Regions from separate parts of the Homo sapiens genome. Here region 2 is linked to region 1. Evidence: chromatin contacts called from ENCODE Hi-C or POLR2A ChIA-PET data. All regions are on one chromosome and are shown on one strand. Each heading gives the region's core, a stretch centred on a gene start or an enhancer-like site at or near the end of the contact. The rest is flanking DNA. Distances are from core to core; before and after follow the strand shown. Region 1 holds the start of PJA2 (praja ring finger ubiquitin ligase 2). Region 2 holds the start of REEP5 (receptor accessory protein 5).

Evidence for each region. Hi-C counts contacts between places; a loop is a spot of excess contacts on that map. ChIA-PET counts read pairs that join two places held with the same protein, here RNA polymerase II (POLR2A). Pooled maps may share reads with other maps.
Region 2: a map of CD4-positive, alpha-beta T cell shows a loop between it and region 1 (6-fold over the local background). The contact joins the promoter of REEP5 here to the promoter of PJA2 in region 1. A Hi-C loop is called at or near these places in 1 of 168 maps with a recorded cell type or tissue (CD4-positive, alpha-beta T cell), 1 of 37 single-sample maps with no recorded cell type and 11 of 50 pooled maps. POLR2A ChIA-PET finds 5 or more read pairs at or near these places in 1 of 52 experiments (A673).

Annotation. Positions count from the first base shown.
Region 1 is chr5:109,407,927-109,412,498 of GRCh38, reverse strand. PJA2 (praja ring finger ubiquitin ligase 2) reads left to right here and starts at 2,525. Exons shown (of 10, transcript NM_014819.5): 1 at 2,525-2,657. RefSeq lists enhancers at 1,891-2,070, 3,181-3,300, 3,341-3,440 and a silencer at 2,581-2,660.
Region 2 is chr5:112,919,827-112,924,398 of GRCh38, reverse strand. REEP5 (receptor accessory protein 5) reads left to right here and starts at 2,172. Exons shown (of 5, transcript NM_005669.5): 1 at 2,172-2,326; 2 at 3,143-3,236. The coding sequence starts at 2,209. LOC105379123 (a long non-coding RNA gene) reads right to left here and starts at 2,012. Exons shown (of 3, transcript XR_948675.3): 1 at 743-2,012. RefSeq lists an enhancer at 650-769 and silencers at 1,902-2,171, 2,532-2,981.

The sequences.
Region 1 (4,572 bases), core at 1,276-3,775:
CACGCCCAGCTAATTTTTGTATTTTTGGGTACAGACAGGATTTCACTATGTTGGCCAGGCTGGTCTTGAACTCCTCAAGTGATCTGCCCACCTCAGCCTCCCAAAGTGCTGGGATTACAGGCATGGGCCACCACGCCTTGCCAGAATTTGCATTTTTAAAAAGTTCCTAAGTAATGCTGATGCTGTTGGTGTAGGGATTATAATATACTTTAGGAACCACTGCAGTATATCATGTAGTACCTTCAATCCATTGCCTTAGATAGTGCTTCCCAACCCTGGAATCAACAATAATACATATAAGCGAATAATACATACTATTATCTCTATATAGTAATACAATACATAAGCTAATATGTATTTAGTACTTCATTGTAGGTATGATATGCTTTACATTGATTAGGTTATTTAATCTATACAACTCATGAATTGGTATTATTACTTTCCCATATTTATAATAAACTGGAAATCGAGGTCAGAGAACAAAGTAGATTGCCCAGAGGCACACGGCTACAAATGCAGGAGCCAGTATGTGAATATGTCTGCTTGATTCTAGAGTACAGGCTTTTTCAGCCTCCATACCAGTGTTTCTCATAGTAACATAGATCACTTATGATGCCTTGGTTAACTGTAGTTGGGACACGCATGCAGGATTAAAAACAATGACTCATATAGTGAGAAAGTGATTGCTATTCCGGCTCTATTTTTTCTATCCTTTGATGACATCATGATAAAAATACCATTTGAGTGCTGTATCTTTAATGTGTGTCTAATGCTTGGTAGCTTGCCCTTTTAACAAAGACAGTTGTCTTTAGACTTAGAGCCTTTAGTGGACAACAGTTTCTAGCCACAATTTAAAAACATTGTTTTGCATTCATTTTTCTTACAGTTACTTTCAACTTATAATAGGTGATGCTAGTTTTCCATTTATAGTACTTTTATAAAGTCTCCTTCTTAAAGAAATTAAAGAAAATATACATTTATTTAAAGAAAAAAGGACAGTGAGTAGTATACACAGATACAGTATGAAAAAGGTTGAAATTTGGGAATCCCTGCCTTCTAGAACAGGTTAATGTATCCAGTTGGGCCAATCTGGAACACCCTAAAGGGAAACTAGGGAAATGTAATTAAAATATGAATTTTGTTTTTTTTCAAAGAGGTACTTGGATGGTTAAAGTCAGAACTCCTATAGCAACACGTGTGAAGGCAGAGTAATATCAAGCAAGGAATGGTTTTTTGGTAAGAAACGTACTACAGGAGTGGGCTGGGATTCAGATTGGATTTCACAAAATGTCTGGCAAATTCTCATAAACCTAAATTTCTACAGTAAATTTTGGGTAATTTATTTCCATCAACAGCAAAAAAAAATTAGTCTCAGTTCACTGGCAAGAGAGTTCGCTGTTGTTAAGGGGACAGCACAAGAAGTGGGGCTCTTAATTCGCGGGGGAGGGGTGGCGATGAATATATCCTGGGCATCAGGCGACGGGTCGGGGGTGGGGAATAAGAGAAGACAGAGGGACTGTAATCAGATAAGCGGACACGTTTCAAGATGAATAAAGGGAATATGTGCGGAACGAAGAAACAGTTTTGTATCACTGACATAATTAACTAAACTGTTACCCAGGTTTAAATTAAGCAAGGTGTCCGGGGACTGCAGCTGTTGTATTTATTTTGGTTGCATGTGATGGGAGCTGTTACTTCCCGGCTTGACAAACAGCCTCAAGATGCAAGCTGGGAGGCTGTGGTCAGCCCAAGGCTATACAGAGGAAAGGCAGGCCTCCTCTGAACCCCGCCCCAGCAGAATAAGAAGCGAGGGGCAAGGGTCAGCGCGGAGAGGGAGGGTGGAAAGCGCCATATAGTGCCCAGGGTCAGGGTGGGTAAACAAGCCTTTCTTCGTGTCATTTTTTTTTTTTGTCTCACCGATATCTGCATTGTAACTGAACTTTATGCCAGGAGACCTTAACCTTGTTAATCAGGTTTCCAGTCGAATCAGGATCGATTTTAATGCCTCCATTTTGGTTGTTGCTGTTGGAATTTCCGAAAAAGCCTAACTGCGCCAGTCTTTCTGTTAGTTCTCCACACCCCCTTCCCTTTCCGAGACCCCGCCCTTTTCTCTCAGCCCAAACCACAAAAGGCCGCGCAGTTTTAGCTCCTACACGGTGCTCCGCCCCCTCCCCAAACGTCGCAGTACTGCAGGGAAAGGAGGTGGGCTCGGCTGGGGCGGGGGACTGAGTCGGCTTCGTCTTTCCGCTCTTCAGCCAATTGGTGAACTCCCCCTGAGGGAGATGGGGGAGCAGGCTGTAGAGAAGGTCCAAGTATTTTTCCCTTTTTCTGCCACGTCCCAACCATTGACGTGAGCCCACTCCTCAGGTTCTGATTGGGCGTATGCATTGTCCCCCAGCAGAGACCCTGTAAGCTGACTGGTCATCTCTGCTATGGGGGAGGGGCTTGCGTACTCTCCTCCTTCGCCTCCACCGCGGCGCAAGGGGCGGGACTCACCGCCACCGCCTCTGCTTCCGCCGCCGCCACCGCCGCCGCCGCCGCCACAGCCGCCAGCCGCTTCGCGTTCGGCGGGGGAGGAGTTGGAGGCGGAGAAGAAGGCGGTGGTGGCGGGTGGAGGTTCGAGCGCTGTTCTCGCTCCGGAGCCGCTGCACATTTCGGTGAGGGTTTTTTTTTTTTTTTTTCAGTCTGGCTTGTTCCGCTGTCGGGAGTGTGGGGGTCGGGGCGAGGAAATTGCTGCGTTCAGCTCCTCAGTTTCTCTGTCTCTAGCTTCGGAAGGAGCGGGGCTTGTCCCTGGCCTGCTGCGCCGGCCATGGTGGGTGGGGTTGATGGCTGTGGGAGGCCTTCTTCGCCTCCTGGGCCCTGTCCAGCCCGGACCCGGGCCGCGCTCCTATCCGGGACGGTCGCGCCCGCCGCCCCCCGACAGATGACATTGGTTGGTATCGGGGTCTTCGCTGCCGCTCTTTACTGCTGCCTCTTCTGCTGTCCTTGGTGACTTGGCCAAGGAGCCCGCTGGCTTTCCCCTACACTCGCCACTGTACAAGAGTTTGCCCCCCAACCAACACCTCACACCCACCTTCTGCGGTTTCCCGTCACCCCGCGTAGAGCGGAACCATCTTACGCCACAGGCCTGCAGCACCCCTCCCCCGAGGAGCCTTCTGTTGCCGTCGTTTTGCTGGGCGTCTGCATTTTCCCCGATTGTCAGTGAGGCTCGGCACGCAGACACCCCGCTCGAGCCGCAGCAGTCGCTCTACTCCCGGGATCAGCACCTTTCCGCCAGGGCTGCTCTCAGTTAGCGATGTCAGGCCAGAGCTCCTCTTGCAGATGCACCTTTAATTTGGCCTCCCTCAGATGACTGGTAATCATTTTGCGCACATTCAAAATGGTGAGGTTAAAGACGCTCAGACCAAGTTGAAGCAAAGGGGAGGTGGTAAATAGTCGTTTTGCAGGGAGGAGAGTAATCTGAGAGTTCCTTCTCCGGACATTAAAAAAAAAAAAATTTACATCCGCATAGGCGCTTCTTTTGAGTCTGCTGGTTCTGTGAAGTTTAAAATTTTCATTGCAGGCTTAATGTATTCTGTTTTATCATGAAATATTTGGTCACATTTCTTTAAAATGGCAGTCACCTTTGCTGAAGGCTACGGATCATTTGAAGTGTATGTGAATAAACCTGAGGATAACAGTAATAAACGTTTAAACTGTATTTTTCAGTGTTGTAATTGTCTTTTGGGGTTCATGTCATTTTTATATGAGATGACCACTTAATTTTAAAAATTCATTGCAGACATGCAAGTTTGATGTACACTTCAACAATATAAATAACGGACTGTTAGGTAAAATTTAAATATTTCTTTTCATCCCCCAGTCCCACTCCAGTGTAAAGTTGACAGTTTAGTGTTCATTTTTCAAAATCTTGCAAATGCACTTCTAGACACATACAAGTACACGTAAAGTTTTTTTTTTTGAGGGAGGCTATACCATATACCAAACATGTTTGCATACCGCTTGCTTATTGACTTAATTACATATGTTGGACATTTTTACTTTTTACATATAGGTCTCCCTAATACTTTTTAAAAGGCTAACTGGTATCTCGTGAGTTTGAATGGGCTATAATTTATTCTATTCCCTTTTTGAAAGACATTTAATTGCAGTTTCTTTTTGCTATTACAAATGATGATTTATAATGAAAATAACTTTCTAATTTATTGATCGATGTTTAATTACAAATTTTAATTCATCCTTGATTTTAAAAAATTAAACAGTATGGAAGAATGTAAGGTAAAAATTACCGCTTCCACTTCTAGTCCTGCTTGCATCTTGATTGTCAGCCACTGTTAACAATTCAGTAAACTTCCTCTATGTGTGATTATTTCTGGAGCATGGGTTCCTAGAAGTGAAGTTGCTCAGTTAAAAGATTATGCATATTTTAAATTTTGGTAACCCTTTCTCCCTCTTTATTACTCTTGTTGAAAATATTCTTGAATGTTTCTTATGCATTTCTTCTTCTAGGTAAACTTTAGACTGAACTAAAAATCCTTAGCTATTTTGAATAAGGTTATATTGAAATTTTAG
Region 2 (4,572 bases), core at 923-3,422, 3.5 Mb before region 1:
TGGTGGCTCATACCTGTAATCCCAGAACTTTGGGAGGCCAAGGTGGGCAGATCACAGAGTTCAAGACTGGCCTGGGTAACATAGTGAAACCCCATCTATACTAAAAACAGAAAAAATTAGCCGGACATGGTGGCACACGGCTATGGTCCCAGCTACTTGGGAGGCTGAGGTGGGAGGATGGCTTGAGCACAGCAGGAGGTCGAGGCTGCGGTGAGCTGTGACCACGCCTCTGTACTCCAGCCTGCGTGACAGAGTGAGACAGTCTCAAAAAAAAAAAAAAAAAAGTAGAACATAATGCCAGACAGTAATAAATTCTATGGAGAAAAATCAAGCTAGAGACCACTGGGGGTTGCAATTTGAGATTAGGGGTACCATTTGAACAAATATCTGAATAATGGAAGGGGACAGTTAAATGGTTAACTGGGGAAAGATACTTTCAGATAGAGGAGGGTTTCTGGACTGTCACATTATTGACATTTGGGGCTGGATAATTCTTTGTTGTGGGGGCTGTCCTGTGTGTTACAGGATGTTTAGCAGCACCCCTAGTCTCTAACCACTAGATGCTAGTTGCACTTGCCACCTCCTGCTCTCCTTGTGTGACAATCTGTTTCACAACGAAAGTATCTCTAGACATTGCTACTCCTCCCCCCAGGAGGAAGAAGGGGAGAGGAAGTGCTCCTGGTTGAGAACCACTGAAATAGAAGAAAAGTGAACGAACGCCCAGAGGCAGGAATGGGCTTACCTTGTCTGAGGCACAGCAAGGAGGGAGGCAGTAAGGGAAGACATCAGAAAGGGGAGGGATGAACCATGTCACCTGTGACCCTGATGCCCTCCTTCAGGCAGATAGGAAGTTGCTGGAGGGTTGAGAACAAAAACATAGCACAACTTGACGCACATTTTAAAACAGATTCTACTGTCTGCCACATTGAGAATTAACTGTAGGTGAAAAGACAGAAGTAGACAGCAGGTTGTTTCACTTGTTCACTGATTTGGCTGGGTGGTGGTAGGAACAGCTGAGAAAGCTGAGCTAAGAAGCTCTGAGGAAGAAAGGAGGAAGGAGAATTAGCATAAAAGGAAAAAGCTAGGCGTGGGCAAGATAACTTTTTGCAGAAGTGGAAGGCAGTAGGGTAATTAAGTAGATTTGAAAGCACAGAGGGGTTGTGTAGGACCAAGACAGAATGTTCGGGGCCAGTTGTGGGCAGGGCATTGAATGCTCTGCCAAGGAATGGGAGCTCTAGTCTGTTAGGATAATAATACGGAGCTTCGGACAAAAATTCTGCAGCAGTGTGCAGAATAGGAGTCAACAAGAGTAATTTTAGGAGTGTCTGGAAGTCATATGGGTGAGATAAGAGGAGCCTAGGTTTAGGTGGAGGAAGAGCATGGCCAACTCATTCTGAAGGAAGCAAAAATGAGCTCCTGCCCTAAGGCTTGGACCTTAGAATCTCCGTCTTCTTCAGAGTATTTTGACTGTAGGAAGTGCAGAGTATATTGGCTCCACAGAGAGAATTTGGACACTTGCCACAGTATCAGACACCAAGACAACGCAAGCCCACCATGAAAAGATTTAATGCAGTTTTTGCTTGGAAAAGGTGTACCCCAGGGAGGATGTGTTAGATTTCTTCAAGGGTCTTTACAAGGCAACGATTGTCTGTAGGTGAGAAAAACTGCCAAGTTAAGGCAAAGAGGGAGAAAGCAGGACTGCTTCCAAAGAGTTCTTTCACGATGCTCAAACATTTCAATTTTTTAGGTCAAAAATGCCTTAGGTTTAGCACAGCAATGTAGGTGCCAAACTCATCGCAGTGAATTGCAGGCGGGAGCAACAAGGACGCCTGCCTCCTTTCTGCCTGCTTTTTGCAATAGTCCGATTTGAGAAGGGGACCCACGAGAGACACAAAATGCACGCCCCCACGCCACATCCTTTTTACCCCGCAATGGGTTAAGACTGTCAACAGGCAGGCCACCTCGCAGCGTCCGCGGAGTTGCAGGCCCGCCCCCGCCAGGGTGTGGCGCTGTCCCCCTGGCGCTGGGCGGGGGAGGAGGGGCGCGCGGCGGCCGAGGAGGGGCGCGCGGCGGCCGGGCGGGGCGAGCGGAGGCGAGTGGAGGACGCGTAGACGCGCCGCGGTCCCCGCCTGCCGCTGCTCCGCCGCAGTCGCCGCTCCAGTCTATCCGGCACTAGGAACAGCCCCGAGCGGCGAGACGGTCCCCGCCATGTCTGCGGCCATGAGGGAGAGGTTCGACCGGTTCCTGCACGAGAAGAACTGCATGACTGACCTTCTGGCCAAGCTCGAGGCCAAAACCGGCGTGAACAGGAGCTTCATCGCTCTTGGTGGGTGGCCGGGGGTCGCCGCCGCTGGTAGGGCCACGGGAGCCGCCGCTGCCCCAGCTGCTGGGGAAGGAAGCAGGGAGAGGACTCGGGAAAGGTGGAGTCGGAGACAGACGGGACAAGCAGCATATTCAGGGATCAGGCTGGCCTCCCGGAAAGCGTGGGCATCGGAGGACCCCGCGGGGGCTGCCCAGGCTGAGGGTCGCGGGGCTGGAGGGCAGCTGCGGCGCCGGGCGCTGGCAGCTGGAAGGGCCAGCGCTGACGTATGTCTGCCCCGCGGCCCGGCGCCCTATTCCTGCTGTCCTGCGCGGTGGGCGCGGACGGCGGGGCCCCTGCGGGCGGGCGCGTTGACGGAGGTACCCGGTCCTACCCGACCCTCCGTGGAGCTCCGCCCGGAGAGGGCGCCTCTCGGGTGGGCGGGGGCTGCTACTGCAGCGTGTGCGGGAGTCCGGGCCTCTCGGGACGCTCCCCGCTGAGCGCAGCTTCCCAGGCTGGAGCGCTGCCCAGCAGGCCCTGCGAGAGGGCGGAAGCGGGTGCCTGGGACCGTCCCGGGCGCCGGGGGTTGCTGCGCAAAGCGCCGGGGCCCCCTGCGGGAGGTAGGAGAGGCACAATGGTGGGGCTGCCTGGTATCCCCAGACTTCAAGGCATAGCCCAGCGGACGCGCAGGCCCAGCTTTCGTGTGGTTTGTTTTTCTCGCTCCTTTAATCGAGTCGAGAGGAAAACTCCTACAACAGGCCCAGCCTCGCGGTGTGGGCGGCGGCTGTCCCGCGTGAACGGCTCTCATGCTGCCCGACCCACTTCTCTCCTTGTGGTCCCCAGGTGTCATCGGACTGGTGGCCTTGTACCTGGTGTTCGGTTATGGAGCCTCTCTCCTCTGCAACCTGATAGGATTTGGCTACCCAGCCTACATCTCGTAAGTGACACACCCTGCAGCCGTCCCCTTCCCTTCCTCCATTCCTCCCCGCAGGGCTGCTGCAGTAGACTGCACATCCGCAATTCCCGGGAGAAAAGTGAAAGCTCGGCGGGGAGGGATGAGGTTGGACATAAGGGGTGGGGATAGTATTCACCATTTTGGAACCTTAACTTAATCCCTATCTCTTGACGATTAGCCCAGAGGTATTTTCATTAGATTATCCTGGTGACCAGTGTCCCCTCTCTTTGGCACACTAACAGGAAAGCGCTACCACTCTGTCGTCCTCCCTTTACTGGTGGGAGGATCTCAGAAGGTACAGGGAGCTGAGCACTTCTGTCTAGTAATTATTTTAATGAGTATTTCACCATATATTTATGCACCTAGAGAGTAAAACCCTATCAATTAGGTCTTCCTTAATTCATAATTACGTTAATTGAGACAGTAGGGAGAATTTTCTCATTTTCTTTTATTTTGAAAAAGCCACATGTTACAGACAAACTTGGGAAATGCTTACCCTAGTGTAAAAACAAAAACCTTTAAAAATGCTCCATGATATAGCTCCTTGGTTATATAAGTGAGTCATTTATATAATTGAGCTACTTAAAAAATGAATTTTTACGATTAGGATCTGAATTTATTACCAAAGTTGTTTTTATTCTACAATGTGTTTATTTTTTTTAATTCTACGATTTTATTTTTCCATTCGTTCAAGTAGGAATTATTCCTCTCCAGAAATGAATTTTGTTTTGCTCTACAGTTCTTCCTAAGAAAGCCAGTGGTTTTTACCTTCATTCAGTTGGTCTCTGCTACTTTCTTCAACCATAGGGATAAAAATAAAGGAAGAAAAAATTTTCACCTAGGAGGCTAAGACACAGATAACACATTATTACAGCTTGTATCTGTCACTAGTTAGGCTAGAATTTAGTCTATGACTATAAGGGAAGAAACATGTTTTAGAAGTTAGTTCTGATTTGAGCAATTAAATTGCAGTTACCTAGTAGTTGTTACTGTGTTAGTCCGGTACAGACACTTAGTCATACTCCAGAAAGTCTAGCTACATATAGCCCTGAGGCCTACCCCGGGCTCTGCTTTATGGAGGAGACTCAAGGAAAAACGGGATTGTGTGCACAGAATAAAGCATACAGACCCCCGTGAGCAAATATTCAGGCGGTCGGTGTTACATTAGTCTAATCAAGTCTGTTCATTGCATAACCAATATGATTGTATAATTGTCCAAAAGAAAGAAAAAGTATTTGAAAATGGTGGTCTTTAGTAGCATCAAAATCCATGTTGCTTAAAGTGTGACCTGTGAACACTGTCTTAGTCTGCTTGGGCT